Regions from separate parts of the Mus musculus genome. Here regions 2, 3, 4, 5, 6 and 7 are each linked to region 1. A link is a loop called in an ENCODE intact Hi-C map of the cell type or tissue named here. Cell type or tissue: gastrocnemius. All regions are shown on one strand. Region 1 overlaps Rbms1 (RNA binding motif, single stranded interacting protein 1). Region 2 has its middle 24 kb from the start of Rbms1. Region 3 has its middle 32 kb from the start of Gm39834. Region 4 holds the start of Gm33753 (a long non-coding RNA gene). Region 5 overlaps Rbms1 (RNA binding motif, single stranded interacting protein 1). Region 6 has its middle 39 kb from the start of Gm33436. Region 7 has its middle 6.7 kb from the start of Gm33647.

Region 1 (4,000 bases):
ATACACACCAAGGATATCAAGTATTGGTTAGAAATTGTCTCGTGCCCACCACTGTCTAAAAAGCATCCCAAACACATGTTCCATCTCCTTCTTGTATCTTTATTCAATAGCACTTTACTCTCCTGTTCCTGCCAAGCTCAGGTTACCAGGGACTGTGTCAACTCTGAAGGCAGACGGTAACCCTGCTGAGTTTTGTCTCTGATGCTTCCAAAATTCCCTATACTGTCTAGACTTATTTAAACAGCACTAAAAAGTCCCCCAGCCTCCACGCCACTGGTCCTTCTAAGAGGACCCATCTGCTGCATCAATCTCCCTCACGCACCCTGTTAGACATGTCCTGGCCACCTGCCCATTACCTCAGCTTACCCACCTTGATCCCAGAGGACCTGTGCAAATCTTTCTTTCCCAGAAGCCAGCCCTAATTGTCTCACTGATTCACCGAGGAAATAATAAAGGGGGTTACAGTTGCCAAAGTCCCTGCTTATGCTCTTCAAGCCATGTCACGAGAAACAGTAAGGTTATGCGTGACGTGTTATATATGTTGTGTTTTATTTAGTTTCAAAATTGATTCCTACCCCCATTTTTTGTGAAGGGTAAAAAACAGTCAAGATCATGGTTTAAGCCTACGAGTTTGCCTAAATTTCCAAAGTTCACAAAAAATGTCTTTAAGTTTTCACTGCAACCTGTCTATGAAGTGATTGTGAGAAGCAGTTTGTCCTTCGTAAGCTCAGCTATGACAGGAGTTGGCAGGATCAGACAGTCTCCTCCATCTCAGTACTGACTCTCGTCCCCCCCTCCCCCCCTGACTCTCGTTCCCCCCCTCCCCCCAAGGCTGAGTGAGCAGTGTTTACTTTTCAAATGAAACAAACACACAGTTCGAGACTGACAAAGAGCAAAGGAACAGAGAAGGCATTTCTGAAATTTGCCAGTTTTACTTTCCATTGGTGGCTTCCATCAGCTCACGAGCTAAGACCGAAAGACTGATTTCTCAGAAAGTTACGGAGGGTTTTCACTGTCTGCGGAGTTACGGTCTGCTGGCTCCTGCACACGGTGAGGTGATTATCTGGAGCCACTGAGGGGTGTTAACCGGTTTCGCTTTCATTAAACATCTCCATGTTGTCCACTCAGAAGCTACGCTCAGAGCACAGTGCCACATGCTCACCATTGCCCTGACAGCTTTCCTTGCAATAAGACTTAATAACTGGGGTGGTGAGGGTGACGGGGGTGGGGTATGTTACAGGTAATTAGAACCTAATCTAAATCTACTGTCAATCACCAGAGGCCACAAGATTAACAGATGTTTGGGTACAAATCCATAGAGGAATAAACACTTTAAGCTACCTTTGTTCCCATTTGCAATTTAAAAAAAATTATTAAGGAAGAGAGATGTACACGGTACTGGATAAATGCACACTCTGAGAACACCATGCGGGACACACCCAGGAATGTAGTGTGTAAGGTGTAGGGCTGTGGCGAAGCCAGTGTGTCTACACTGACTCTTCAGGTTTTATCCAACTTCAAAGTAACCAGGCTCAGACCACAGCCCTCACTCTCCCTGGTTATAATACTCTTGCTAAGAGAAGCTAATCCACTCCAGAGGAAGGCTGGCAGGAAAAGGATAAAGCGTAATTAAGAGACGTGACTACAGAATAATTAGAATTTCAAAGGGAGAGGATCACAAGTCAGATTTCACATTTGGGCCCTCGCGCTCCTGCGGACGTGGCTGAAGAACTGCTCCGCGGGTACTGAAGCTTCTCCGGTTTGCAATATAGCTTTACTTCTCTCTCCACCATCCCTGCTTATGAATAAAACCAAACACACTTTAGTTTTAATTAAAGAAGTATCTGCTGTCCCCGGAGCTTCTCCTTTCAAAATCGTCCCCCACCCCTTTCCTTTGGATTTTGCTTAATCACCAAAGCTACAGACTGCTAGGATCAGAGCACAGGTGACAAAATTCAAATCACCTAAAGCCCCAGGTCTATGTGGCAGTCATCGCCTTACAGGATGTGAGCACTCTGTATGTGCAAAGGTGAGCATACTCTTGTCCCCTTCCTTCCCTACTATCCTTCCCCTCGTCCCAGTTAGGAGCTTAGGAAATGGGAGTCTACACCAGCCACCACCAACAGATGGCGACCATGGTTGAAATGTTACCTTAACACTTGGCATTTCCAAGGTTTAAATACTGGCAGTGCTCGTACTAGACTTGGAATACACTAGGACATTCTTAAAGCACCACTTATTGCTTATTTATTACTATAAATAGGCAATGGGCATATTCAAAAAACAATGTGTTCATAATGCTAACAGAAAAAGATGCATCTGAAACAGCCAACTATTGCTCATGAATACAGGAGGATGGCTCATGTTCAAACTCAGGAGTGCCCATTAAGAACAAGATGTAAGTGGTGACAGACAGCAAGATGGACAGACAGCATGAAATGAGGATAAACTAAGGGAAAAAACATTAGAAGCTGATGACTTAGTGAGATCAAAGGCATACGTCATATTAATAAGCTCTTATTTTTTGTGCACAGACTGCTGAGTGATTGTCTCATAATTTAATCCTCACGGCAACCTCTGATTAGGTGGTTTTTTGATTCTACTTTGTACACGTGAAACTCAGGAGCAGAGTGAGTCTACTCGGGGTTACACAGCTAGCAAGCTGAAAACACACAGGGCAGGAAGTTTGCTTTGGAGTTGAAAGGCCACGCATGTTGACAATTACAGAAACTTGGGTCATCGAGCACGGAGAGGTTCAAAGCAATTCCACTTTGAGTTTGCATGCTTTAGATGGAGAAAGGGCAGACTGCCACTGCTCACGTCTCTAGGATGGGTGCTGATGACATTCAGAGAGAGGTCACATGGTCTACCTTGAGATCAGATGCCCAATAATATATGTCGGTGAGAGGAAGTACAACTGGCCTTTAAAGTCTCAAAGGAATCATTCATGGATCTATTTCATGGGAACTAAAATACGGGGACTATCTGTCAGTCCCCGCTTGTTGTTATTTTGGAATTGTGAGGGGAAAATAGAAAAAGCTCTAATACACAAACACAAATGTATGTTCCTCCTGCATGCGTTATATGCTACATCTATTGTGATAAACTCACACCCCTACCCGCCCCCACACAACCATAACCTCACCCCTACCCCGACAGGCACACAGGTGACTCCGAGGACAGGGTTTTCTAGCTACTCTTTCTCTTGCTTTATTTTGTCAAGGGCTCCTCAGGAAAAGGGATTTCCTAATCTATGCTTTAGCTTACTGAACGGTGTGGTTGGACAGAGGAAGGGAAGGGAAGCAGAAGTGGCGTCCCATTTAACAGAAAGGTTTGGTAATGAACAAGGCCTAACAAGTAACACAGGAGGAGTGATTTACCCATGTTCTTTCTGAATCCCCACTACCATGAAGAAGTCAACTGGTAACATTTTCTCTATTTAATAAAAGAAAGAATAAGGATCCAAAAATGAGATACAAGATATGAAAAATTTAAACTAGGCAATCAAGTTCAAACAGATTTCCTAGGGCTTTATGTTTCATGCTGACAGTTTTCATGGTTTCCAGAAAACTGGTCTAGGACATGAAAATATTAAGCACATATAAGGGCATTTCAGTTTCCATTTCATTTGTTTGAGCCAAGCTCAGATAACCGCCCCATCTGCTTGTGCCGTTTGGCTGCAAGGGGTGGCACTCACACAGCACAGTGCCGTACCCAGCTAGACAAGAAGCCAGAGTTTCCGGAAGGCAAGGGAACCAACCTCAGGACCTGAAGGTCAGATACAACTGAAGCCCTGGTGCGGAAGGCCAGCATCATGATCACAGGAAAAGACAAGCGTAGCACGAAGGAAGAGATCAAATCAGGAACGCAACTCACCAATATTCATAGCATGCCCCCGTGTGACCTTCACCACACAAGACCTATGAAAAATGTATAAGATGCCAGATCTACTATGAAGGGAGCAATCCTTTGAGGGATAGGAGGAATTTCCGTATAAACT
Region 2 (4,000 bases), 100 kb after region 1:
CAGACTGATAACCTCTAACTTAAAAGTGCACACTAGATGTTTAGACGACAAAAGTGATGTGCAGAGAAGCCAGGCATCTTGTTACATTTTTCTCACTGAGGACCTTAAAACACTAAGGCAGGGTACAAGTTACAGCACGGCAACATTCCCTTCTGAAACCAAAGAAGTACATTATGTAGCAAAACAGAAGTCAGCAATGCCTCCCCAACAGATCTTTGAAAAACCTATTTAAATATCTAAGATGACGGGGTGGTGTGGGCATAGAACCTGGGAGGCAGAGACAGGAGGCTCTCTTGAGTTCTAGGCTAGCCTGGTCTACATAGTGAGTTCCAGGACAGTCAGGGCTACACAGAGAAAACTTGTACTCATTCCGAAATAAAGGAACGAGTGGAAGACTAAAACTGAAAGGTAATAAAATTGCCTGAGAATGAAGAATAACAAAGTTTTTTTAAGTTTTAGGGAGCTTAGCCATAAACATGACATGTGTGTCTGTCTAATGATTATGCACACACATTGTGATAACTAGTCTTTATGAATACAATTCCAAAAGGGAATTGTTATCTTTAGAACGCAATCTAAAAATGATCAGAGAGGGGAAACCCTTCAAAATAAGATCGCCACATGCAAGAGTGAACACTGTTCTAGAACAGGAAATCATTTGGTTAGAAACACTGACCCTGCTTGACGGTTCCCATTGGGTGCTGTTTACAAGAAATCTCCCCAGCAGGGCACCTGCGTCCAGTTTCCCAATCCTGTGGTTTGCTTACGCTACAGGGCTGTGTTCCCGGCAAGTTCAAACCGTTAAGTTGAATTTCATTCTTGTCTGGGAGTAACTTTTACTCAATTGACTGCAGCTGTGTGCACAGAATACTGTTCCAAGAAACATGTCTATGAGAAGACCATTTTAAGAAATGCAAATTAACTTCCATTATTTCAAGTCTGTACAACTAGTGTAGGGACGGAATCTCTGGTCTCTGTTAGACAAATGGATATATATATATATATATGAATGATATATATATATATATATATATATATATATATATATGGATATATATATATTCGAGAAAAAACAAGCAGGGTTCTTCTGAGGCAGGCAGCATGTGCCTTTGTCACCTATATATTTGAATAATCATCTCACCAAGCTGTTTACAACACATACAATGAGTTGGGGGTTTGGGTTGTTTGTTTTCAAAATTAAAGTTCTACTTAAGCTCAGTTTTTTCTTAAATGTCACTCTTTAGTGCCATGAGGTTTCTTCTCTCTGTATTCATAGAAATGTAGTTTGGCAAATGATGGGGCGTTCTCAATGGAGGAAATGCTACCAGCTCACAACACCGGATGTAATTGAGACCACAAGAGATGCGCGCTTGGTTACAAGAGCTGAACTTAAGAGGTAGTCGAAGGAAGCAGCCCAACATTTGATTGAGTACACTGTTTTAGTCTATCTGTACTCTCAAACAAAGCAAAAAAGCAAAAAAAAAAAAAAAAATCTCTGGAAATTATTTGGGTAACCTCAGGTTCTACATGGTGGAGATTTAAAAACAAACAACAGAACCACTGTGGATTCTTGCATTTCCTTACTGTTGAGGACAGGGGGAAGGGGGGAGGGGAGGTCTCAACATGCCAGGGGATGTAGGAGAAGCTGAATCAGCTTCCACAAACAATTGGGAATGCTGTTTTGTAAGATCTTTTCCAGTAGCAGTATAGAAAATATCATTTGAAAAGGCAGGACTAGATCTGCCTGTCGATGGGCAGGTGATGCGGTCAGCGAATGAATATCGTTAGCTAACTTCTGTGTCCCCATTCCCAACCTTGGCAAGAGTGGCCTCTTTTGTGCAGACTGATGAAGATAGTTATGAGTGTTGCCTCTCCACTGGCTCCAACAAACCAAATCCAAACTGTGTTTATTAAAGATGAAAGTGTAAGGATTTGGCACCTGTATTTGTTTAAGTTTGGCTACTGTGGCTTTGCAAAGCCCTGCATCCAATCAGTACCTTTTGCTCTCTAGCTGAAGAAGGACATCTATTTAAAAAAAAAAACATCTTCAGAGAACATTTAAAATTCAGCTTCTTTAAAAATCAGACCCAAGAATGTTTTAATTGTCAAGACATTTTTATTTAAGAGCATGAACTACAAGGAGTAGTTAGCAGTTTTTATACTTTAAAAGTTAACAGGAACCCTCCGTTTTTTTTGTTTTGTTTTGTTTTGTTTTGTTTGTTTGTTTGGTTGGTTTTTTTGAATGCTGCTTAAGAAGATGTGCATTTGTCCTAGGAGTCCAAAGAACCTTCTAAGGCACATATAGTGGGCACTGTGCTAGAAATAGTTTTGAAACTATGTTAGGTTATATGTTAGTCAGCCATCTTATTAATTCAAAGCAAGCTCTTTGGGAAAAAAAAAAAAAAAGAAAGAAAAAGAAAAAAATTTTTGCCACTAGAGGGGGTTCAGAATTGCCTTTGCAGCAAACGCCCTGGAAGCCGATGCTAACATCTGGAGCAACATTAAGTATGGCTAGAGTAAACTTCCTTTTCATTACTCACTGGGGATAAGTTAAAAATAAGTTTTTGATGGGAGTAGATGAGAAAACCCGTTGTAAGTATGTGACAGTTAGGTATGCAACTTAACAAAACCCCTCAAATCTCTGAAACTGCTATAAACTGCACTTGGTTCTAACTGCTTAATCATTAGGAATGGGGTCTTTTAGTTTCTCAAGCTTTTCTTTGTTTTATTTTCAAGACAGAGTCTCAGATTGCCCAGGCCGGCTCCAACCTCGCTATGTAGGTGAGGATGATTTTTTTTGATCCCTCTGCCTTCCAAGTGAGAGCTGAGACAACAGACATCTTCTGATACACCAGGTTTTTGACACTGTTTGGTGCTGGAGACTAAACTCAAGGCTTCACGTGGGCTAGGCAGATCCTCTCCCAACTGAACTCCATCAAGGCCCTCAAGCTTTCTTTAACTGAGAGGCACAAGCATCACCAAGTACTCTCAGCTGTAAAGCAGAGTTAGGAAGTCTAGACTAGTCTCCTATCTAGTTAGAGCCCACGTGGAACCGTGTCTTGCAAAATGACAAACCACATAAAGAACCAAGGGACTCTTAGCCACAAATGGACAGCTCATGGAAGTGAGACCACTATGTTGTATCCACCTGCATCCGTGACATAGCCAAAGTCACCTGGAACAGAAAAGCCACCAAGCTAATTCCATCCTACCTAAGGAATCATGCAAAATAACAGCTCATTGTTTTGTTTGCTGTAGCATGATAATCAATTACCAAAAGATAATCACCAAAAGATAATCAAAATACAAACATGTTTGTATGATGTCTGATTTTTTTTTCTATTTTTAAATAAATTTATTACTTACTTGTGTTGGAGTGAAGTGCATGGTATGCCTCAGATGGTCAGAGAACAACTTGCAAGAGAGTTTTTTTTTTTAAGATGTATTTATTTATTATATGTAAGTACACTGTAGCTGCCTTCAGACACTTCATAAGAGGGCGTCAGATCTCATTAGAGATAGTTGTGAACCACCATATGGTTGCTGGGATTTGAACTCAAGAAGAGCAGTCAGTGCTCTTAACCACTGAGCCATCTCTCCAGCCTCAGAGAGTAGTTTTGTTTTTGTTTTTGTTTGTTTTTTTTTTTTAACTCCCACTCTGTGGGTCCCAGGGACTGGTCTCAGGTGACTAAGCTTAGCAGCAAGCTCCTTCACTGTATTATAAAGTAGATTTTTTTTTACATTTGAAGCAACTGTTTAAAGCCCCTTTCTTGTTTACTTTTCATTTGTATTCACAAGGTTTTCAACTCTTCTTTCTCGACGAGTTCAAGCTCACCCAAACCAATGGTCGTCGGCACCAAAGCAAGTCCCTGAACCTTTTGGTCCTCTCCCCTCTTCTCAGTTACCTAGGACATTGCCCATGATGGATAAGGACAAACGGCTCCAGCAAGAAAAAGACACAGAGATCTCCCCCATTGCTAGCTGAGTGTTCTTGGAAAGG
Region 3 (4,000 bases), 600 kb after region 1:
CAACACTGGCTGGAATGATCAAGAGGAGATCTGGAAATACAAGGTTGATTTAAGATAGACTCTGAAGGAAGGACTTAAAAGAAAAGAAACGACATTCCCAGCAAGTATCTGGTAAACCATGGCATACTTGCCAAGAAGAAATTTCATTTTGAGGTCATAAATGCCCAGATTGATCTAATCTTTATTCAAAACAAACTTCTAAGAAGAAGTTTAAGTGAACTTAGATCCTTAACAAAGGAGCCATTTCCCACTGAGAGGACTTAGATTGGGGCTTCTCCAGTTATCCTCAGCAGCCTCCAATTAGTCTAATCTCTGTAGGACGTGATCTCCGCCCAAGGCATTTGGGGGAGAAGGGTAAACACTGCCTTCTTTCTGGTCGCAGTAACAATTTTGAAATACTAACAGATAGATTATCCTTGTGCTTTTATCTTTCACCTTCCACCCCAGCTGCTTTGCACTCTTAGCCAGAGAGAGGGAGAAGGGAAGGGGAAAGAAGGGGGGAGAGAGAGAAGAAGAAGAGGAGGAGAGAGGAGAGAAGTGGGGAAGGGGGGGTAGGAGAGGCGCCACAAGGGGAGAGAGATGGTTGTTTTGTAGTACAAGATGGATGGGGGAGGGGAAACTTTGACTTTGAAAACTCCAAGTGGAAATTTTGAAAAAAGATAGGGAACGATTCTTAAGTTGCCCTCATCTTTAAAGATGTTGCACTAGATTAAGATGCCTAACATCATACAGTCTTCTATCTAGAACCACCCCCCCCCTTTTTTTTTCAAAACAAATGGTATGTTTCCTGGGGGCTTGGCTTCTCTGCAATTGTGTAGCCCTTGGTAGAATGACGTACTAGAGCCTTGGCCTCTCCTTTTCTTTATCATTAAGTGGGTACCAAATATGCTTCATTGATAAGGGCTTAATATTTTGTTATCTCTCCATTGAACCAAAATTCAAGGCGATGAATGCTTCAGCATATTCTAGAGTTCAAAATGTAAAGCCCAACAATTTTATCTAGTCTCATGACCTTAGTTTCCACGTATAAAGGCAAAAACCTCCAGCAAAGGGATGTTGTGTCTGCCTCAGACAGTGGTGGTGAAGGTTAAATTAGATACTGCTGAGGCATTTGCCACGGTGGGGGTGGGGGAAGTTGGCTCAGAGGACATAAGCACTACTGGTTTATTGGTGACAGAATGTCACATAAGAGCCCTCGTGTGCTTGTTTTCAATAAGTCTTTTCTGGCTAGTTAAACAACCCTATTTTAAGAGTCCCCAAAGTTAGGCATATACACGCCTCTTCCCTCTCTCTCCCCGCCAACACCTCACAATGACAGGGTCAAGAGACCGCCTTTGGTATATGCTGCCCCAAACCGACTCTTCTAGTCCCTGCTAATAAAATGTAAAGAATGTGATACAACAGGCGTCCCGAGTTAGGAGACGGAGGGAGGCTGCCAGAGATGTGGTCCCAGTGGGCTCTCAAAACCTCTAGTATTCAGTTTATCTTGGGTAAAGCCTTTGTTAGAATTAAAGAAAAAAAAAAAAAAAAGGCAGGCTGTTGCAAACCAGCTTCTCGGTAAGCTATAGTCGCTTCCTTGGCTACCCGCGACATGGGAATAATCGTTCAACTAGTCCCATTTCTATTGCGACTGGAAACAGGAAACGAATAAGGTACAGTCTTAAACAAAAACAAAGAGACTGAAAGACAAACCAGATTGTCCCAGGGTTCAGGAGAGGTTTGTGCTAAGTGTTAGAAGGTTCAGATCTGGTGGATCCTCCCCCACTTTCTGCCATTCCAGAAATTCCTTAGGGGGGGAGGTGAGGCGGGGGGGTGGGGGGGGGGGGGGGAAACGAAGAGCTGTTCTAAACTGCACAGCACTGCCATCTTCAGGGCCAACGGGGAAAATATTTTCCGGGTCAGTCAGACAAATCATCGTCCTGAATGCTTCATTTAAATATAATCAAATGCTTAAAACTTTGACAAGCATACAGTCTGTAACAGATTTTCTTTTTCTTTTAGCGTTTTCCATGTTTGGAATGTCAAAGGACACATTTTGGGGGGGGGAGGAGTCTGTGTATGTGATATATGAACATTAAAAATACGTATTTGCCAATTGAAAGTTATTTTCAACTGGAAAGATTAACTAGCTTACACTACACTGCCAGGTGATGGAGCAAAACAGACGCAAACATAGTGTTCTGAAATTTTTTTTTCCGTAAAAAGAAGAAAGGATGAATGTAATGGTTCCACAGTGCCGTTTGAACAGATGGTGTGATTAACAACTAGTGTGTTAGCCGTCTCAGGAGCTCACCGAGAGTAAACAAATGCAACGGGAAAATCACTTTCCTCCCCAAAGAGTTTTTAGTTCATTTTATTACGAAAATTTGGAAGTCTGCATTTTGAAAGCTGAGTATCCTTAGAGGATACTGGGAATAAGAAGGGAGGGAGGAGTTTCTGGAGGAAGACTCAGAAAGACTATTCTCTTCCTGATGAAGAATGCCGAAGCTCTCACAGAGCTGAGATGGGGGTAGTCTGGGCTGCGGCTGTCATCGGGATGCTGGAGGTGGGTGGTGCATGGTCCTACACACAAGCCATAAAATAAAAAGGTCAGATTCTCTTCCCGGCTCTTGTCCTTGCTCTCTCTGGACTGCGGTTTCTTTTGTTTGAAAATCTGAAGGAAAACCAGACCAACTGAACAGCTGTGTTTCAGAAACTTTAATGTGCACCTGGGGATCTCATTAAGATGCAAATTCTAACCTGGGGTAAGGTAAGGTCCAGGCTTTGAAATTCTTACAGACTCCTAGGTAATGCTGATGCTGCTGATCCATGGCCTGCGTTTACCACCTGGCCTCTAAGAGCCTTCCAGTGGTGGTGCTCTAGCATCCCATAATAGGTGATGCAAAGCTAGCTGATAAGAGGCAGAGTCTGCCTTCCTAAGCCCGACTCAGAACTACTTGTGGATAAAAATACCTAATAAATATATCACACGTTGCACTGATTTTTTTAAAGACCTTTTTTTTTTAAGTATTTTTCTATGGGAAGGTATTTCGCGTGAGTAGAGTGTGCAAGGACCAGAAGAGTACACACGAGGTGGAGTTATATATAGTAGTCATGAGCTGTCATAGTGGGTGCTATGAACTGAACTCAGGTCCTCTCCTCAGCAAGGTCAGAACACCCTGCTGAGCCATCCCTCTTGCATGGGTTTTAAAAGTAAATCACTTAGGTTGTCTGTTTTCTTTTAATCTGCTAGAGAATTAATCTGGAAGGGACCCCAAACCACAGCCACAGCCCATACATTATATTATATATTATGGGGATGAGATGATCAAGAGTCTGAGATGGAGCATCAGACAGCATCTGCATAGTCAACATCAATCCCAAGACTGCGGGGGATTTTAAAATGTCACTTTAGGAAAGGCACTGGAATCAGAATAGAACGTCTTGGGGGAAAATATCTATAAAATGCATATCAGGCTCATATCCAGAAAACATGAAGAATTTTCAAACCCCAATAGTATGAAACCAGCCTAGACCAGTGAGACAGTCTGTGGGCAGGGGTACTTGTCACCAGCCTAACTGACAGACAACCAGAGTTCAGTCCTCAGGATGCAAATTGATCCTTGAGAATTAATTCCTGCAAACCGTCCTTAGAGTGCCTCACTCACCCACTGTGGCATGCGCACCCACCAACCCACAAACACATAATCCATAAATACATGTGATTTTTTTACACAAAATATTTCCATTTTAAAGGGGGCAAAGACTTAGAGTAGATGCTTTTGCAAATGGGAAATACAAATGGTAACGGATAAGTTCAGCATCATTGGCCGCTATGAAATTCATACTGAACCCATCACGAGGCACCTATCACAAGAACTAAGTTTAGAACTATTGACAATATCAAGTGGTGATACGAATGAGGAGAAACAAGATCACTCACCTGCACATCTCTTGACAAGACAAAGCAGAGGTGAGAGAAGATGTGACACGTGGCAAAGAAATAGCGAGGTGACTACGT
Region 4 (4,000 bases), 650 kb after region 1:
ACCCATAAGTTCTGTGACTCTAGAGAACTCTGACTAATACAGGGACCCAATGAAGTGACCATGATTACAGGCACCAGTCAATCAGGCAAGGGCCTAGAGAGAACAGAAAGGTTAGACAAAGGTGATTTCTTCACTCAATTCCAGAAGCTGAAAAGTCTAATATGAGAGACCATGAGATACACCCTTGCCCAGGGTGGGAGGTGAGAGGAGGTAAGGGGTGGGGAGGGAGGTAAAGAAGCAGGAGGAGGTAAGGGGGAAAGAGTGAGAGAGAGCTGAATTTCTTTTTATAACATGAACCTGCTCCAAAATCAGCATTAATCCCCATGAGGGCAGAGCCTTCATCTTTTAAAGGTACCATTACTCAACACTAATACACTGGGAACTCTTCCCAGCATGCAAAATTTGGGGCAGGGCATATACTGAAACTTTAGAACTGACAATCTTACGACAGCTGCTGGGATTGCCTGAGAAGCTTGGTTTTATGGGCTATTCCAGGTGATGGGACTCCTGCCACAAGTCTGGGAACCATAGATATTGTGCCAATTTCAGAAACATCTTCTTATCCCCATTTGTGATGCCCAAATCTGGATTAAGATATTCTTCTTTACATTGCAGGGCTTCTTTTCCCAGCCCTTACAGGTTTCCAGGAAACCCTAGTGGGCGTCACGACACATGGAAAGGCTCCAGATTGTGTGTGAAAAATGGCGGATGGGCACACACTTTTTCTTAGGTTACCAGAGGCTCCAGAACACAGGAGAGGGGATCTGCTGCTGAGGACTGACTGAGTTCTCTAGGTTTCCACTTCAGAACTCAGGTGTCTTTCTAGGGTGAGTACATACATAGATACCAGGTAAAATAAGCAAGAGAATTCTCATGCCAAGTACTAAAATGAATCGGCATCGTTGGCTGAACACCCTGGATGAATGCAATACATTGAACCTATTCATTCCTTCCAGGAGCCCTGGAACCCTCTGGAATGGACAGCACCATCCCCACTTCAGCTTTGAGGAGCATCAGATATACTAGTTATCGGGCAATCAATAGTTATCAGATACCACTGTAAGCACTTCACAAGAGCTCAGCAACTCTTCCAACAAGTCTAGAGAGCAGATTCTATTATCTCCATGTTACAAATGAAGAAACAGCCTTCCCATAAGTCCACTTCTCTCATCTCTATCACAAGAAATAACAATAGTAGCCCTGCACGCAGGAGCTATTCTAAGCATCCTTTTATTGAAGAGGAGCCTAAAACAAAAAAAGGGGCAAATAACTTGCCCATTCTCGTAGCAAGAGGTGGAACTAGAATCCAAAAATACTCTCTACTGTCTCAGTTCTAGTTTTGACCTTGCTGGATAAGTGTTTTTTTTTTTTTTTTTTTTTTTCAGGCCTGAGCTTGTGTGGACGCCATGTCTAATCTAGTAACTTCCTTTGTCATTTTAAAGCTCCATGCACAAGGTAAGCAGGATTCTGGGCACAGCTCCTAAGTTTCTACACAGTCCTCCATTACCACCTTGTGTTGCCTGCAGGTCTCCGGTGACAGCATGCCAGGCCACCCTCAGCTGGTTCCCAGACCACACAAGGTCACACCAGTCACTCAGGGATGCCAGAGCTCACAGCTGCCTTTTACAATCACGGACACAATGAGAGCAGACAGCCCGGCTGCTCACACGGCTTCCAGATATCACATTACTAATATTGCCTCGGCGCAGTGTTCTGAGACCATTCTGAGCCCGGTTACAAAAATAGTCATGACTCTCATCGGGGCTGAGACTGTTGGTTTTGTTAGGTGAGAACACTTGAGGAATATAAAATGCATGAGAAAGAGTGGCAAAGAGGAAAAGCATTCGAAAGGATGTATAGGGTCAAACAGAAGTCACCCAGCAGTGGAGAACCACCTGACCATGGCTTTCGGCGCAGCTTAAACCTGGGGTCTGAAGAGTTAATCAGTTCCTCTTCCCTTTGGTTCCTTCCAAATTACAAAATGTTGAATTGGATCGTGTGCCTTTAACTGCGTGTGCATGTGTTAAAAGCAAAACTACGGCTCTTTTTAATGTCCCCTGGTCTACATACAGGCACATCCACATCATGAGATTTGTGTGCTCAAAGCACACCGCATTTGTATGCCTAACCACTGATTTCTGCGGGGCTCTTAATGTTATGCAAGACTTTTCCCTTCCTTTGCTCACCTCCTGTGACTATGCTGATTCGGCATTTTATAGACGCATCAATTTTCCTTTAGAAGCTGTGCCGAGAATGTGCGAGTCCCTGGGCCAGTTTCTTATTGAAATCAGATGCAGAATCAGCTCACAGTTCGGTGATAGGCTGCCCCCTAGTGAAACTTTTCAGCTCCGCAGTCAACCTGCAAATTCCCCGCAAAGAGCTCTGCAGAGCCTTCTCAACAAAGAAGAAATGTCCTTCAGAGGAGGGTGGTGGACCCTCGTGTAATTCGATCTTCGACCTGTTTTCTGGGCGTTCTGTGAAATTTTTCCTTGATAATTCAAAATTGTCTTAAAAACATACCCTCAACGCTCATTCTTTTGTATGCCAATAAAAATACCTCTGGGAGTGAAAGCTGCTAAGGGCTGCACTAGGGAGCCGCATCTGTTTCTGCTTATTACACCTGCCTATTGTGTGATTCGATGTATCTGCACAACGCAAGCATGCTATGTGCTTCAGGCTCCCTAGCCTCTACTTTCTACAGAAGCTAAAGATTTGTCTTTATAGGGGGTTAAATTTTGTAGAGGCATTTTGCATGCTCCTTACGTGGAAAGTCCCAAGTCTAGACATTATTGCTACTACTATAGAATTATTTGTTTTAGACGAGACTCTTAAATGTTAAGCTAAATGTTGCTTATGGGTTGTATTGTTGCAGATGTGAAATTTCCCATAATTAATACAGCCCATAAATTATAAGTTAATATTCAGCAACTTGATAGCAGTAGCAAATTTATCCATCTTTGATGAGTGTGTCCATGACACTCCTTTCCAGGAACACTTCAGCCGAAGGCATCCTCAGTCTGAATGATTGTCTGAACGTTCACTCTGAACATCAGGGGATGAGATGGATGACTGACAAGTGCTGCATCAGCTGGGCGTTGGACCCGTGTTCTCATTTTCTGGTATTTCATTGGTATAGATGCCATCCAAGATTAGAATCAAAGAGTGTTCTTCATTTTGTTTCATGACTGTATTGTGGCTTCTGAACTTCTCTAGAAGAATGTTTCTCTTAGTTTCAACTACTTATGTATTTTATTAAGTATTATCCACTTTATAGATAGCTGAGGGCTTTTGTTGTTGTTGTTCTATGAAACAACAGTTACTGTCAGACATTGGGACACTTACTTCAGAAATAATGCGATCTGGCTCACCCTCATCATCATCCCTCCAACCCACTGCCTGTTACTAGCCATCAGGCTCAAACCAAAGCTCTTTCCCATCAACGTCGTTCCATATCTTGCCCTTGCAATTCCTGAGGACTCTGTGTTGCTCCCACTTTAAGATGCACACAGAAAGGTCAGCATCTTGCCTCGGTTCGAGTGTTCTAAATTAAAGGAACCTGCTCCATCGATCCCAGACAAGACTGAATGAGGGCTATCCCTAGAGAGTGGAAGACAGGCCAGGCCTCTCCCCAGAGAGTCTCCCCAAGGTTGTTCTTTCTTTCTAACCATGAATAAGTTATGAAGGTGAAATTTCTCTACTTACACAGAGGCATTGATAGATCCGGAGGAGGAGGGGCCTTCAGAGAAGCACTGCTGAGAACAGGTTAGAAGCAACAAGCCAGCAAGCGCCCCCTGCCGGTGCACTGACTATCCTGCGGTGCTCAGGAAAGATACTCCGTGACTACCCACCAAGTTCATTCAGGGGCTGGCAATTTTGTGCCTGGGCAAATATTGGCAATACTTTTCTCCTTCAGTCATTAAACTGGGGGAAATTGTTTTATTTTGGATTTGATTTGCCTTGGGTTTTAGTCCATTGCTGACACTCAGAATGAATAGCCACT
Region 5 (4,000 bases), 46 kb after region 1:
ACCAGCACAAGTGCTGATAACGTGAATGGACTGAATGTTTCAAAAGGTAGAAAGGATTTTGAAAGTTTTCAACATGAAGAAATAATTTTTGAGGAGAGAGGTTTATCCTGATTTATACAATGGGTAATACATTTATGGAAATATCACAATACCCCATTAACATGTACAATTGTATATTTTAATATATCAGTTAAAATAATTTGATGGAAGTAAATAAGTCATTGATCTCATTAAGATTATTAAAAGTGAGAGAATGAACTCTGGACATGCCTTCTGAAAGCTACCATGGGATAACGCTGGAAACTGCAGTCAGAATTTTAATGTTTGACATGAAGTAGGGCAAAATTAAACCTTCACTTGTAAATAGAATTAAAACAAACTCAAACACTGATTGAGTCTTTAACTACAGCTTTAGAACTTGATAAATCTCAAGTGACTAGACTTATAGTCAGAGTATGTGCCTAGATGGCACAAATGGAAACTTACTTAAAAAAAATAAAATACAGTCATGAGGGACAACTTCAACCAGGCTGTTCTGTCACTGACTGACCATCAACAATCTACCTGGGAAAATCCATCGAGTGCTTTGCAACATGAAGACACCCTGTGCGCAAAGCAGTTTAAATCCATCATCCAATCAGGGATCCCAGGCCATAGTTAGGACCCAGTCAGCCCCGAAGAGCCCAATGTCTGTCTGAGGCTTCTCTAGATTTTCACTGGCTGAAGTTCCATGAACAGGCCACAATTCTTATCTCTCCAGTGGGTAGGGAAAACAAGGTAATAGAGTTTCATGGTCGCATTTACCTGAGCTTAATGTGAATAGTAGTTAGGGTTTCTACTGCTGTGATAAAAACACCATGACCAAAGGCAACTTGGGCAGGAAAGGCTTTATTTCATCTTACACCTCGTAGTCCATCGTCTACGGAAGTTAGAGCAAGAACTTAAGGCAGAAGCTGATACAAAGACCATAAAGGAATGCTGCTTACTGGCTAGCTCCTCCTGGCTTACTCAGCCTGCTTTCTTTTACACCCCAGGAGCACCTGCCCTGGGGTGGTATGGCCCACAATGGACTGGGACTTCCCATATCAATCAGTAATTAAGAAAATGTTCTATAAACTTGCCTATCAGCCATTCTTACAGGAGCATTTTCTCAATTAAGATGCCCTCTTCAAAAATGTTTATGTTTATATTATGTTTACTCTCTCTCTCTCTCCCCCTCCTTCTCTTCCTCCTCCTCCTCCTCTCTCTCTCTTTCTCAATCTCTCTCTCCATCTCCCTCTCCCTCTCTCTATCTCCCTCTCTCCATGAACAGATGACATCAGAAGTTCTTGTTGGTACTCAGGAGAGCTTCCTATATGCACAGTTTTATGGGATTCCTGTGGTCGGCATTCAGAGAGCACTTCCTGCACAGGCAGTGATGTCTACCCTGCCATGAAGACTCTCAGATTTTTTCACTCACAGATCGGCAGCAGGCCAAAGGTAACCAAGGTTCTGCCTTCAGCATCTTATCTCCTGTAAACAGTACCAGGCATGTCTTCTACATCAACGCAAGGCCTTTATGGAAAAAGTAAAACAAACTGTATGTGAACTAAAACCAACTAGTCACCAGGTCATTGTTATAGACAGTAATTCAGCCAAGCCCATTACAGCTAAAGACTTGCTATTTTGACCTGTCTCCTTTCCCTTCTATCACTAATAAGCTAAAGAACGCCCATCCCCATCTCATGGTTTTACATAGGGACCTCCCTAAGAATTCTAGTATATTTTAGAGAAAAAAGACACATAGGATGTATCTTCCGAGTTGCCTCCAATCTCCTTTAAGACTACCCTGTTGACAGACTATGTTAGAATGCCCACCCTAAATTTAAAAGGTTATAACTGGCCCCTCTTTAGTCCCCAGGCACATGCGTATAACACATTTATCACCGCCACTCAAACACCAACTACTTCCCTTTTCTCTACTGCTCCTCAGAGCAGAGAGACCTTATGGAACATGAGGAAATAGTACACTGTCACATCTTCATGAGAAAGAGTTATGTAATGACACCATGGAGGATGCTAATGGTCACACACTGGTTTATCTTCCCATCATTCTGCATGCAAGAGAAAGTCAACCATTTAATGAAACTAGCAAACAAGAAGGGGCGAACACAAACATCCAATTCCATCCCAGTTGGGATGTTGACATCTATAGGGCTGGAATGGACGTTGAGAAATCAACCGCTGGTGAAAGAAAGTGGAGGAGGAGACATGAGGGGATGGAATTGGAAAGCTAAGAATCAGACGACAGGACCCTGCTGTCTTTACAGGATGACCTGAAGCACCTGCTGGATAGTGTCCCACTGGCCTGTGTCCAGGATGTAAGGAAGTAGCTATTAATCCTCCTCAACAGGTGGATATTATAGGGTTCAATCCCCTAGCTAATTAGGTGATGAAACTTGTTCTCCTATCCTTGCTATCCCTCGTTTGGAAATAAACCCGGTAGCAGTCCCTTGAGATTATGAAAACAGGCAACAGATTATTAAGTACTTTTTGGTTGGATGCAAGCTTGCCAAAGGAGAGGGACACATGTTACATTAGCTATTCAAGTAAAATCTGAAAATAAAAATTCTCTAGTGGGGGCTGGAGAGATGGCTGGGAGGTTAAGAATATTTGCTGCTCTTGCAGAGGACCAGGTTGTTCCCAGAACCCACAGGATGGGTTACAGCTGTCTGTAATTATAATTCCAGGGCATCTGACAGCCTCTTTTGGCCTTGGTGGGCACTAGGTGTGCATGCAGGAAAAAACACATAAAATTAAAATTTATACATCTACGAAAAAATTGTCCAGATTAGGAAGGAAAGCTTCCTGATAGTGGCGCCCTTAGCCTCAACCACACTTAACTGCATCGTAAGCCATGGTACGGGATGTTTTGCTAAAAACAGAATTCAACCAAGGACAGGTGAGGAGGAGAGGATGACAGAGAAGGCGGGTCAAAGTGTAAGCTGCATATTAAGGACCAGTAATACTGGACAGTAGAGGTGTAAAGTAGCCAGAACAGAGGAAGGACCGTTATGCAAGTCTATCAGCAACGCACCTGTCCCAGTTTGCTTTCTATTGGCACGATGAACACTGTCACAAAAGGCAACTTGGGGAAAAAATGATATATTTACCTTACACTCCCAGGGCACAGTCTACCAGTGAGGGAAATTGGGGCAGAAACTCGGCACAGAGAGGTCACAGGGAAATAAAGATGCTGTTGCTTACTGCCTTTCTCAGCCTGCTTTCTTACACAACTCAGGACCACCTGCCCGGGAGGGTGGGGGTCATCATCCACAGTGGGCTGGGCCCTCCCACATCAATCATTAATAATAATAATTAATAAATAAAAACAAAAAGAACTTGACCTACGAAACCATGCATTGTGGGTAAGGTATGCTTCCTTCCATGGGTAACTGATGTGTGCTATAAGTTCTTTTCACCCCCTTTCCAGCTACTACCTCATGTTTATCCAGTTGTTTGATCCCTTGGGACTTCCCTCTATTGTTTACATCCTCTCTCACATCTGCCATGAGGTCTGTGCTGCATTTTCTTCATGAGATTTTTTTTTTCAATTGAAGTTTCCTAGATAATCCTGGCCTGTACTAAGTTGGCAAAACTAAACAGCAAACACCCAACCTGTTTGGTTTGCAGGAAGCTCTGAGAGCATGATGGAAAGGGAGATTTGCAAAGGCTAGGGTAGAACCTAGAAAGCAAGTTAGAGTCTATGATGTCACAGGTCCCCAAGTCTCACAGGAAGAGTAGGATGGCATTAGATTAAGAAGGTTGCTTGTGGGGAATATCAAACGAGTCACCATCACCCCAAATCCCCAGTGGGAAGTGAAGACTTCTGGGTAGGGCAATCAGCAAGGACAGATTCAGCCTGCCTTAGCCAGGAACAAGAATGAATGAATCTGCACAGCTCAGTCGCTCCTGTGGGAAAATCACAAGGGAGGCTGGTGGGTTTCTAAGCTCTCTTCCA
Region 6 (4,000 bases), 71 kb before region 1:
GCAGAGACAGACTTTGCCACGAGCTGAAGCAGGGGACTGAGGAAAGGATAAACACCCAGGGGTGCTGGATGCTCCTCTGCACTTTGAAAATGCTCTTGGGAGAATGACTTGGCTGCTCCCTTATTTGCTGGCATGAAAAGGGGTAAACCTAGTTTGGAACCCACAGTCCTGAAAAAAGGCAAGATCTGCTCACAACCCCCTCACAGTGTGGATGTGGTACAGAGGATATGGCACTTGCGTTCACCCAGAGACTTTTAGTGCTTTGATGGTCTTCTTTGAGCTGAGCAGGGGGTTGAAAAGCAGGATTTATTCAACGCCCGCCCTGATGGATAGTCAAAAAAGCAAACAAACAGCAAAGTGGTAACAATGAGCAGGTATTTAATTTACAAAGATATGGTTCAGGAAGTGACTTGCTGATATCAGTTTCTTCTTGCTAATTGCAGAGAAGGCTAGTTTCCTTCTTCAAGGGTTCTGTCATCTGGAGGCTTGTACAGGGATATGAAACTACTTTGGTACCAACAATGGTGGTTTAGACTTTGCTCGCCTTCGAGGGGAATATCTAGAGGGTGCAAGATACCTTCCTGGTGGTGCCACATCTCCACAGGTCCCTCGATTTACAGCCAGATTTTAATTTTAATCAGTGAGAAATCCTGAAAATGCGCGGCAACTTGGAAGCAGCTTCCACTTTCAGAACCCTGTAACGAGATTCCTGCTCCAGGAATGTATTTTCATAGCCATTTGCTTGAAAATCCAGGCAATAAATAAGTATCCAGTTCACAGCTCTGCCTGAGGCTGAGCTCTTGTTTTGCTGGCGGCATCAGAGAAAGGGCATGCTGAGGGATCCCAGCTCCAGGCTGGTCCCCTGTCTAGTCTGCATGGCTCTTCTCTGCCTGCAATGTTTCCTGTCAACTCCAAGCTCTGCATGCTGTGATAACATTCATTTCCAGGGTTCCTGCCGAAAGTGACACTCAGGAATGCCTTTGAGATGCAAGCTGAGTTGGACAAGATTACTGTCACACCCAGCCTGCCCTGGCCTGAGCCCAGAAATGGGGAGGGGCTGGCCCTCATTTTGACCCCTGTTGTTTTTGGAAGGCTTTTTTTTTTTTGTACTAGTGGGTGGTCCCTTAGGTCTCCAACTACAGTCCGAATATTTCTAAAATGTTCTGAGAGGTGGCAGTCAACCAAATGTACACACTCCTGACTCTGGCAAGGCTCTTGGCCCTCATTTTCCTTATTTTGTTTTCTTTGAAGTCAAACTGAACACAGAATAATTTGTGAAGGCCTAAAATTTGGATGTCCATAGACATTTCCTTCCTTCCTTCCTTCCTTCCTTCCTTCCTTCCTTCCTTCCTTCCTTCCTTCCTTCCTTCTTCCTTCCTTCCTTCCTTCCTTCCTTCCTTCCTTCCTTCCTTCCTTCCTTCCTTCGCTACAAACCCTGTGGTTTCTAAGCTTTATTAGCACATCACGGTAGCCGAAGATTTTAAGCAGGTATTTACAGCACATAAGTCATATGTGTAGGCCACTAAACCAATACATTGTGATAATTAAACAGAACAACTTAAAGATGGAACATGAAATAATATTGTTCCATATTTTCCCCATCCTCGCCTCTATTGTCTTATTAAGGTTGCATACTGACTTTATATCGATATGGGCTGAATTTAATGTGTGTCATTTGATGAGAAAGGCTTAGCATTTTGTGATCTAAGTCACCTGTGGGTTAAGTTCCGTTTATTTTTACACCTGGGTTTGGTGCCTCTTTTAGCTAGAAAGGTGTGCTACGGAGAAAACACAGGAGAGACAGACACACAGTCCGTACTAAATCATCATTGCTGTGCTCCCGAGAAAACACAGGGGGGCACCGTCTGCACTGAGTCACCCTTTGCGGTTCCCCTGGTCTCATCTACCAGCTGAACAGAGAGAGGTTCTATTCAAAAGTCCCCAATAAATTTCCATCTGCCTCAGTGTCAACTAAATGCTGTAATAATCTAAAGAAAACCTGTTGCTGCCCATGTGTCAAGCTGATGTGCCATTTTCCCCTCACTTATAAGTAATGACAGAAAGGTGATTCGAAGTCCCATGGAAGGCCTCTGACGTTAGATCCTTAGAACATTTTCCTCCCACTCCCTCCTCACCTCGCTTCTCATCCAGAGCCAATCCCCTTCTGTCTCTCAAAAACAAACAGTCACTGGGCATTCCCCGTGCACACCTTCAATCCTAGCACACAGGAGGCCAGCCTGGTCTACAAAGTGAATTCCAGGACAGCCAGAGCTACACAGCAAAACCCTGTGTTGGAAACAACAACAACAACAACAAAGAAAACAAACAGGCTTCTGAGGGAGAGAAATAAAATAAAAAGAGAAATAACTAACTATTGCAGTTGAACGAGACAAACAGAAGAAGGAAGAGAGCCCTAGAGAAGGCACGAGAGTCAGAGACCACTTGTTTGCACACTAACAACTCTAAACTGGAAGACATAATATAAACCCAGAAGACCTGATACAGACCCATGCAGACCCTGCACTTGCTGCTTCAGTCCCTGTGTGAGTTCATGTGAGCTTTGCTCATGCTGACTTAGAGGGCCTTGTTTTCTTGGTGTCTTCCACTCCCTCTGGCTCTTGCTCTCTTCCCACTCTCCCTTGCCACCTCTACCCTCCCCACCTCCTCCACAGGTTCCCTGGGCCCCTAGGGGAGGAACTTGATAGAGGAATCTCATTTAGTGTTTTTCTCTTTGCGTAACATCTAGCTGTGGGTCAGTTCCCATCAACTGTGGGAGGAAACGTCTCTGATGGTGGCTGAAGACACTGATCTATGATTATGAAAGAACACCATTAGGTGTCATCTCATTGCTATGTGTTTTTATTTTTGTTTTTGTTTTTTTTAAGACCAGTAGAATTTGGTTTTGCCCCTGGTCTCTGAGCTAGCTAGTCTCAGGTTCTTGGTCACCCAAGCACTGTTGGCTATGGGTTCCATCTTATAGAGTGGGTCTTAAGTCCAATCAGACACTGGCTGGTTAGTTCACACAACTTTTGTGCCACCACTGCCCTGGCATATCTGGCAGCTGGAACAACACTGTCAATCAAAGGGTTTGTGCTTGACTTGGCTTTTGAATTCTTCTTTCAGTGTTTACATTTTTCTTTTGGTAGCCTGGCTGAGCACCTTCCTGCTCCAAAGACACTAGAACACAGAGGTGAAGGCTCTATGTAGACACCAGCTCAACATCTTCATGTTCAATGAGCTGTGTAGGTGTTGTCTTTAGCAATGAGAACTTGCCATCATTTTGTGGAGGGCAACTTACAGTCTTGGCAACAGCCTGGGTTCTTTGGGGATTTCCATGAAACAAACCTCTTTGGCAAACAAGTCAATTAGATAGAATCCCACTCTGGTATTAGAAGCTTCGTTTGATGACAAGAAATGGCCAGTTGGGGCTTGGTCTCCCCATTATTGGGTGATTTCACTTAGATCTCCTTCGTATACATATATATTTTAGGAAATTTCTACTGTATTAGATTTCCATACTACCCCTGAAATGGCCCTTATTTTTAGCTGTTTCTCCTCATATTCCTCCTTCATCCCTCTCTCCCTTCCCCCTCCCCACTTGCTATTCCTGTTGCAGCCCCTTCATCCATCCATAACTATTCCATTTCCCTTTCCTAATGAGATCTATGTGGTTCTATGGATCCACAAAGCTAATATCTACATATAAACAAATACATACCATATTTGTCTTTCTGGTCCTGGGTTACCTCACTCAGGACCATTTTATATCTAGTTCCACCCATTTACCCAAGATTTCATGATTCAGTATTTTTTAACAGTTGAGTAAAGCTTCATTATGTAAATCAACTACAGCTTTTAAAAAAATTATTTATTGTCTGCTGTGGGACATCTAGGCTGTTTCTAGTAATCTGGCTATCATGATAGCAGCAATGACCATGGCTGAGCAAGTGTCTCTGTAGGAGAATAAACATCCTTTGGGGATGAGTGGTATTGTTGGATC
Region 7 (4,000 bases), 160 kb after region 1:
CTCTTCAGGTAGATTATGCATGTTATTAAATTAGATTGTCAAATAAAGTCTCTCCATTTTTTAATGACTTACACTACCAGCATCTTACCAATGACTACAGGAAGGAGAAAGGGGTGTGTGTCCCCCTCTCTGACTCTGGTATCTAGTATCTGCATCTGGTCCCTCTGTATTTTTGGAGACACTCCTTTCTGAACTAATTATGACACCTTTACAATAGGGAGTTTAGATTTAATTACCAAACTTTTAAAACACCGCAGTATTATATAGGTCAAGTGAGGACGCACCTTTCTCCTGAAACAAAGGGATCCAGAGTAATAAGATTTCAGATTTCATAGGAGAAACAGCAAAATATGTTTTGAGACTGTCATTTACTGTAACACAAATCAATATTAAATGCTTTATGCAGGAAGCACACTTTCAGAAAATGGGCCCTAAAGCTTCCTGGGATCCAGCCCTAATTACTCCAGCAGGCTTTTGCCGTTTGTCTCTCTCTTCAATTATTTACAGGGGGAAAAAAGCCAAATGGCATGGCATGAGCTATATTAAATGCTACGTAGTTGGTTTCTAACTTACTAACGGTACATAAAAATTACTAAGGTAAATGTTTCATAGAAACACGACCCCCCCTTTTTCTTCCTGTTTTTCACCTGAATGTGCGTGTTTATTATTCATGGAGTTAAGTGTTGAATAGGCTTGTCCTTCAGGCACCCAATGCTGCATAATTTACATGAGTGCATCAAATATATAACACATCTAAACGGTAACACATTGATTACGTTACAAAATTTCTTCGAACAACACACACACGCGGTGTGTGTGTGTGTGTGTGTGTGTGTGTGTGTGTGTGTGTGTAAGAGAGAGGGAGAGAGGAAGAGAGAGAGAGGGAGAAGGAGAGGGAGAGAGAGAAAGAGAGAGAGAGAGAGAGAGAGAGATTGAGAGAGAGAATATCACCCTCAAGTTCCTAAAACAATGGCCTGCCAACCACATGGAGCCGAACAAGGCGCTCTTGCAGTTGCTAGCACCTTCCAGATCCCTGGTAACAGAAGGTAAGTGGGAATCAGGAGAGCAGTAAGGAGGCCTTTGGGTGCTGGGAAATTTCTGGCCTCTGCTGACAAGTCCTTTTTACATGGACAAACACTGGGCTGTGTTGTAGGTACAGAGCAACATGGACCACACACATTGAGAGGAAGAAAAGCTTTCAAGGTTGAAGCACAGATTCTTAGTACCAGGTCAGCAGTGTCCGTCTGCCAGCAAGCAATCCCCTAAACAAAGTTCAAACACTACATCCATACCTGATTCTTTTGTGATCTAGAAGGACATGCTAAGGTGTTAACAGCTGAAGGAGGCCGCTGCACCCACCAGCGCCTTCTGCTTTCCCTAACTGTGGCAGATTATTCTAGGGAGGTAAGATGCACTTTCCGTGAACCCTAATAATTTTTAAAATTAGTTTAGGAGACATCAAACTGTGGTAAAATTAGCATAGGCCCATTAACAATGTACCCAGGGTCCTTGGAAAGCCAGCCACAATTTACCTGCCTACATGTCATCAGTGGTCCTTACCCAAGGCTGTGCCACTTTTGAGCAGAATTGGGAACACCTAAGGCAGTTTAAAAACAAAAGAGAAAAGTACATACAAAGTCACTTCTGTCTATGTATCAAAATTTGCCCATTGTCCCTCCCATGTAAACGCTACAGAGAAGATTAAAGGGGACATCAATGAATGCAGAGTGAACTTTGGCCACTTCTCTACCCAAAACACCAGCGTAAAAGTGGAAATCAGTAACCAGGTGAAGTGCCACACCGCACAAAGATCAGAGGCAAGGGGCGGGCTCACAGGGCCCGAGGCGGGGAGGAGACGGTCCCGGCCCCCTCCGGCCACATTCGTCGCGCGCGCGGGAGCTGGAGGGTAGTCCTGCGGGGCGGGGCGGGGCGGGGCGGGGCGGGGGGCTGCGCGCCACTCAGGGGACCCCCACAGTTACTGCCCGCAGGGCGAGGCCCTGGAGAGGTCTGAAACACACGCCCCCAGCAGGTCCTGCCGAGAGCCCCAAGCGTCGGCCGGCCGCCAGCCCCGACTGGACGAGAGGGAGCCGCAGGGCCGCGAGACCCTTCCCTCCTCGTTGGCCAGGAAGGGGCTGGCTGTCCTTTCCTGTCTAGTCGCTCCCCCCCCCCCGCCCCCCGCTACTCTCTGTAACCCGATCGCCGCGATCGGCTCCCCGGGAAGCCGCCGCCCCGCGCGCAGCCCGGCTCTGCCCAGGCCAGCGCTATAGTTAGCAACCCCAGCACTTGCGCCCGGAGGCGGCAGGGTCGCCGTGCGCCCCTCCCCAGCCCAGCCCGGCGCGCGCCTCCGGGGTCCCTTCCTTTGGCGACCGTTCCCCGAGCCTCCTTACCTTGGCTTGCAGATACTGGGGGTAGTAATAGGTGGCGTACTGAGGGTACATCTGTTGTTTCCACACTTTGCCCATGAAGCTGGAAGGAAGCCTGCCTTGCAGGGTCGCCGACACTTTGGGTTTTCCAAGTCCCGATCTCTCCTGCCTCTCCCTTTCCGGAGGCGGCGGCGGCGGCTGCCTCGGCGGCTGCTGCTGCCACTGCTCCACCTCCCAACCGGGACCAGACGACGTCCTCCTCCTCCACCTCCTCCTCCTCCTTCTGCTCTTCCTCCTCCTCCTTCTCCTCCTCCTCCTCCTTCCAGGCAGACAGAAAGACACTGCAGAGCGCAGAGGACACCCCGGACAGGGCGCTCCCAAGGAGTTTCCTCTGGGAGCCCGACTGTACCCGAGCTGCCAAGGGCTGGCGCTCTGGCCGCGCAGCGCTCCGGGAGCAGGCTGAGCCCAGCTAGGAGTGATCAATACAAGTGGAAAGTACGGCGGCAGCGGCGGCTGCGCTCGGTGCCAGGCGGCATCTGGGGTGGGTGCGCCCGATAGCGAGAGGGGAGAGGGGCTGGCTGCCGAGGCCGCGGGGGAAGGGCGGCCGGGGGCGGGGCTTGGGCGCCGCCGAGCCCGGGACCCGCTGGAGGTGAGGGCTGACTTTCCACCACTCCTCACCTCCTAGGCTCTCAAGAGAACGCACAGAATCTCTAGGAGCGGCGATCGCTTTGTGTCCAGGGTGGGAGAAGGTTTGGTAGACCCTGCTTAAGAACTGCCGAGAAGGCACCTCTAGCTTTCCCGAGTTTTTAATCTTCGCAAGTGGGGGAGGGAGGGAAAGAGGGAAAGAGGAAATCTGATTAATCTCTCACTTCCCCCAAATTCCCGGACCGGTGATTTTTTTTTCTCCCCACAAAGGAAAATGCTTTAATGTCCAACCACAAAGCTGGAGCCAGGACACCTGGGTTCTGTTCCACCCACACACCAGGTCACAGCACTAATTTTCTAAGTGACCTTGGGAAGGTTAGTGTCCTTCGGTTTGGTTTTCCCAGATGTGAAACCATGCTCTTTGCGTAGACACACATACACACACACACACACACACACACACACACACAAACTGGCGGGTCCTTCTAAGGGAAAGATGCCAAAAAGAGAAGAATGTTATTAGAGGACACAATATAGACATCAGCTTCTCCCTGCCTTTTCTAATGCTGCCAGACAGTCTGTCAACTCCCACTCTGGAGCAAGGAAACTCCCTGAGTTTGGAATATTTTAAGGCCATTTTGAAAGTCAGGCTGGCATATTGTTGCAGTGTGCTTCGGTGACACATAGAATCAACCTCCCGCTCTGCTTCTCTCCATCTCCTAATTGTCTCAGCTCTAGACAGCCCCAGACGAGCAGCGGCTCAGTTCACTACATAACTGGATATAATTTAATGGAGTTAATTGGTCCCTGAAGTTGCCTGCAGAAGACTTTTATATTCTAGCTCAAAAAGAGACAATACAAAATGTACAATAAGATGGGGAAGAAAATGTCCCTAAGTTGGTGTCTTGCCCGGCTGATAAAAGACAAGGAGAAAAACATTTATTGAACATAGCTCTGTTGCTTTGTTTCGTCTTCTTTTTTATTGTTGTTGT

Evidence for each region. Hi-C counts contacts between places; a loop is a spot of excess contacts. Peaks named below come from ENCODE experiments on the same cell type or tissue, not always from the same donor. Only the 100,000 strongest peaks of a DNase experiment are listed, where the experiment ranks them.
Region 2: a loop joins it to region 1, with 2.5 times the contacts of the local background. A loop is called at or near these places in 7 of 42 quality-filtered maps.
Region 3: it touches region 1 in a loop (4-fold over the local background); 14 of 42 quality-filtered maps call a loop at or near these places.
Region 4: it touches region 1 in a loop (4-fold over the local background); 12 of 42 quality-filtered maps call a loop at or near these places.
Region 5: it touches region 1 in a loop (1.9-fold over the local background); 2 of 42 quality-filtered maps call a loop at or near these places.
Region 6: it touches region 1 in a loop (5-fold over the local background); 2 of 42 quality-filtered maps call a loop at or near these places.
Region 7: it touches region 1 in a loop (3-fold over the local background); 10 of 42 quality-filtered maps call a loop at or near these places.

The regions. Positions count from the first base shown.
Region 1 is chr2:60,800,304-60,804,303 of GRCm38, forward strand. The region is part of intron 2 of Rbms1 (RNA binding motif, single stranded interacting protein 1); the gene reads right to left. Among named protein-coding and RNA genes, the nearest start is that of Rbms1, 79 kb to the right of the region's middle. In gastrocnemius, a CTCF peak has its summit at 2,115 (motif pointing right); DNase peaks (open chromatin) are centred at 319, 2,114 and 3,700; H3K4me3 peaks cover 317 bases; H3K27ac peaks cover 2,113 bases.
Region 2 is chr2:60,902,987-60,906,986 of GRCm38, forward strand. It overlaps a transcript of Rbms1 not described here. Among named protein-coding and RNA genes, the nearest start is that of Rbms1, 24 kb to the left of the region's middle. In gastrocnemius, a CTCF peak has its summit at 2,454 (motif pointing right); no DNase peak of the experiment used is centred here; H3K4me3 peaks cover 180 bases; H3K27ac peaks cover 2,931 bases.
Region 3 is chr2:61,400,602-61,404,601 of GRCm38, forward strand. No RefSeq gene overlaps it. Among named protein-coding and RNA genes, the nearest start is that of Gm39834, 32 kb to the left of the region's middle. In gastrocnemius, a CTCF peak has its summit at 1,903 (motif pointing left); DNase peaks (open chromatin) are centred at 1,174, 1,601 and 1,864; H3K4me3 peaks cover 1,863 bases; H3K27ac peaks cover 2,682 bases.
Region 4 is chr2:61,452,321-61,456,320 of GRCm38, forward strand. It overlaps Gm33753 (a long non-coding RNA gene), which reads left to right and starts at 622. Exons shown (of 4, transcript XR_374566.2): 1 at 622-827; 2 at 957-1,059; 3 at 1,386-1,455; 4 at 1,527-1,772. In gastrocnemius, CTCF peaks have their summits at 2,333 (motif pointing left) and 3,798 (motif pointing left); DNase peaks (open chromatin) are centred at 1,561, 2,326 and 3,779; H3K4me3 peaks cover 890 bases; H3K27ac peaks cover 1,759 bases.
Region 5 is chr2:60,846,695-60,850,694 of GRCm38, forward strand. The region is part of intron 1 of Rbms1 (RNA binding motif, single stranded interacting protein 1); the gene reads right to left. Among named protein-coding and RNA genes, the nearest start is that of Rbms1, 33 kb to the right of the region's middle. In gastrocnemius, no CTCF peak of the experiment used is centred here; a DNase peak (open chromatin) is centred at 2,336; H3K27ac peaks cover 560 bases.
Region 6 is chr2:60,729,273-60,733,272 of GRCm38, forward strand. No RefSeq gene overlaps it. Among named protein-coding and RNA genes, the nearest start is that of Gm33436, 39 kb to the left of the region's middle. In gastrocnemius, a CTCF peak has its summit at 1,862 (motif pointing right); DNase peaks (open chromatin) are centred at 1,028 and 1,863; H3K27ac peaks cover 633 bases.
Region 7 is chr2:60,960,304-60,964,303 of GRCm38, forward strand. It overlaps a transcript of Rbms1 not described here. Among named protein-coding and RNA genes, the nearest start is that of Gm33647, 6.7 kb to the right of the region's middle. In gastrocnemius, a CTCF peak has its summit at 2,034; DNase peaks (open chromatin) are centred at 1,917, 2,055, 2,443, 2,905 and 1 more place; H3K4me3 peaks cover 3,883 bases; H3K27ac peaks cover 4,000 bases.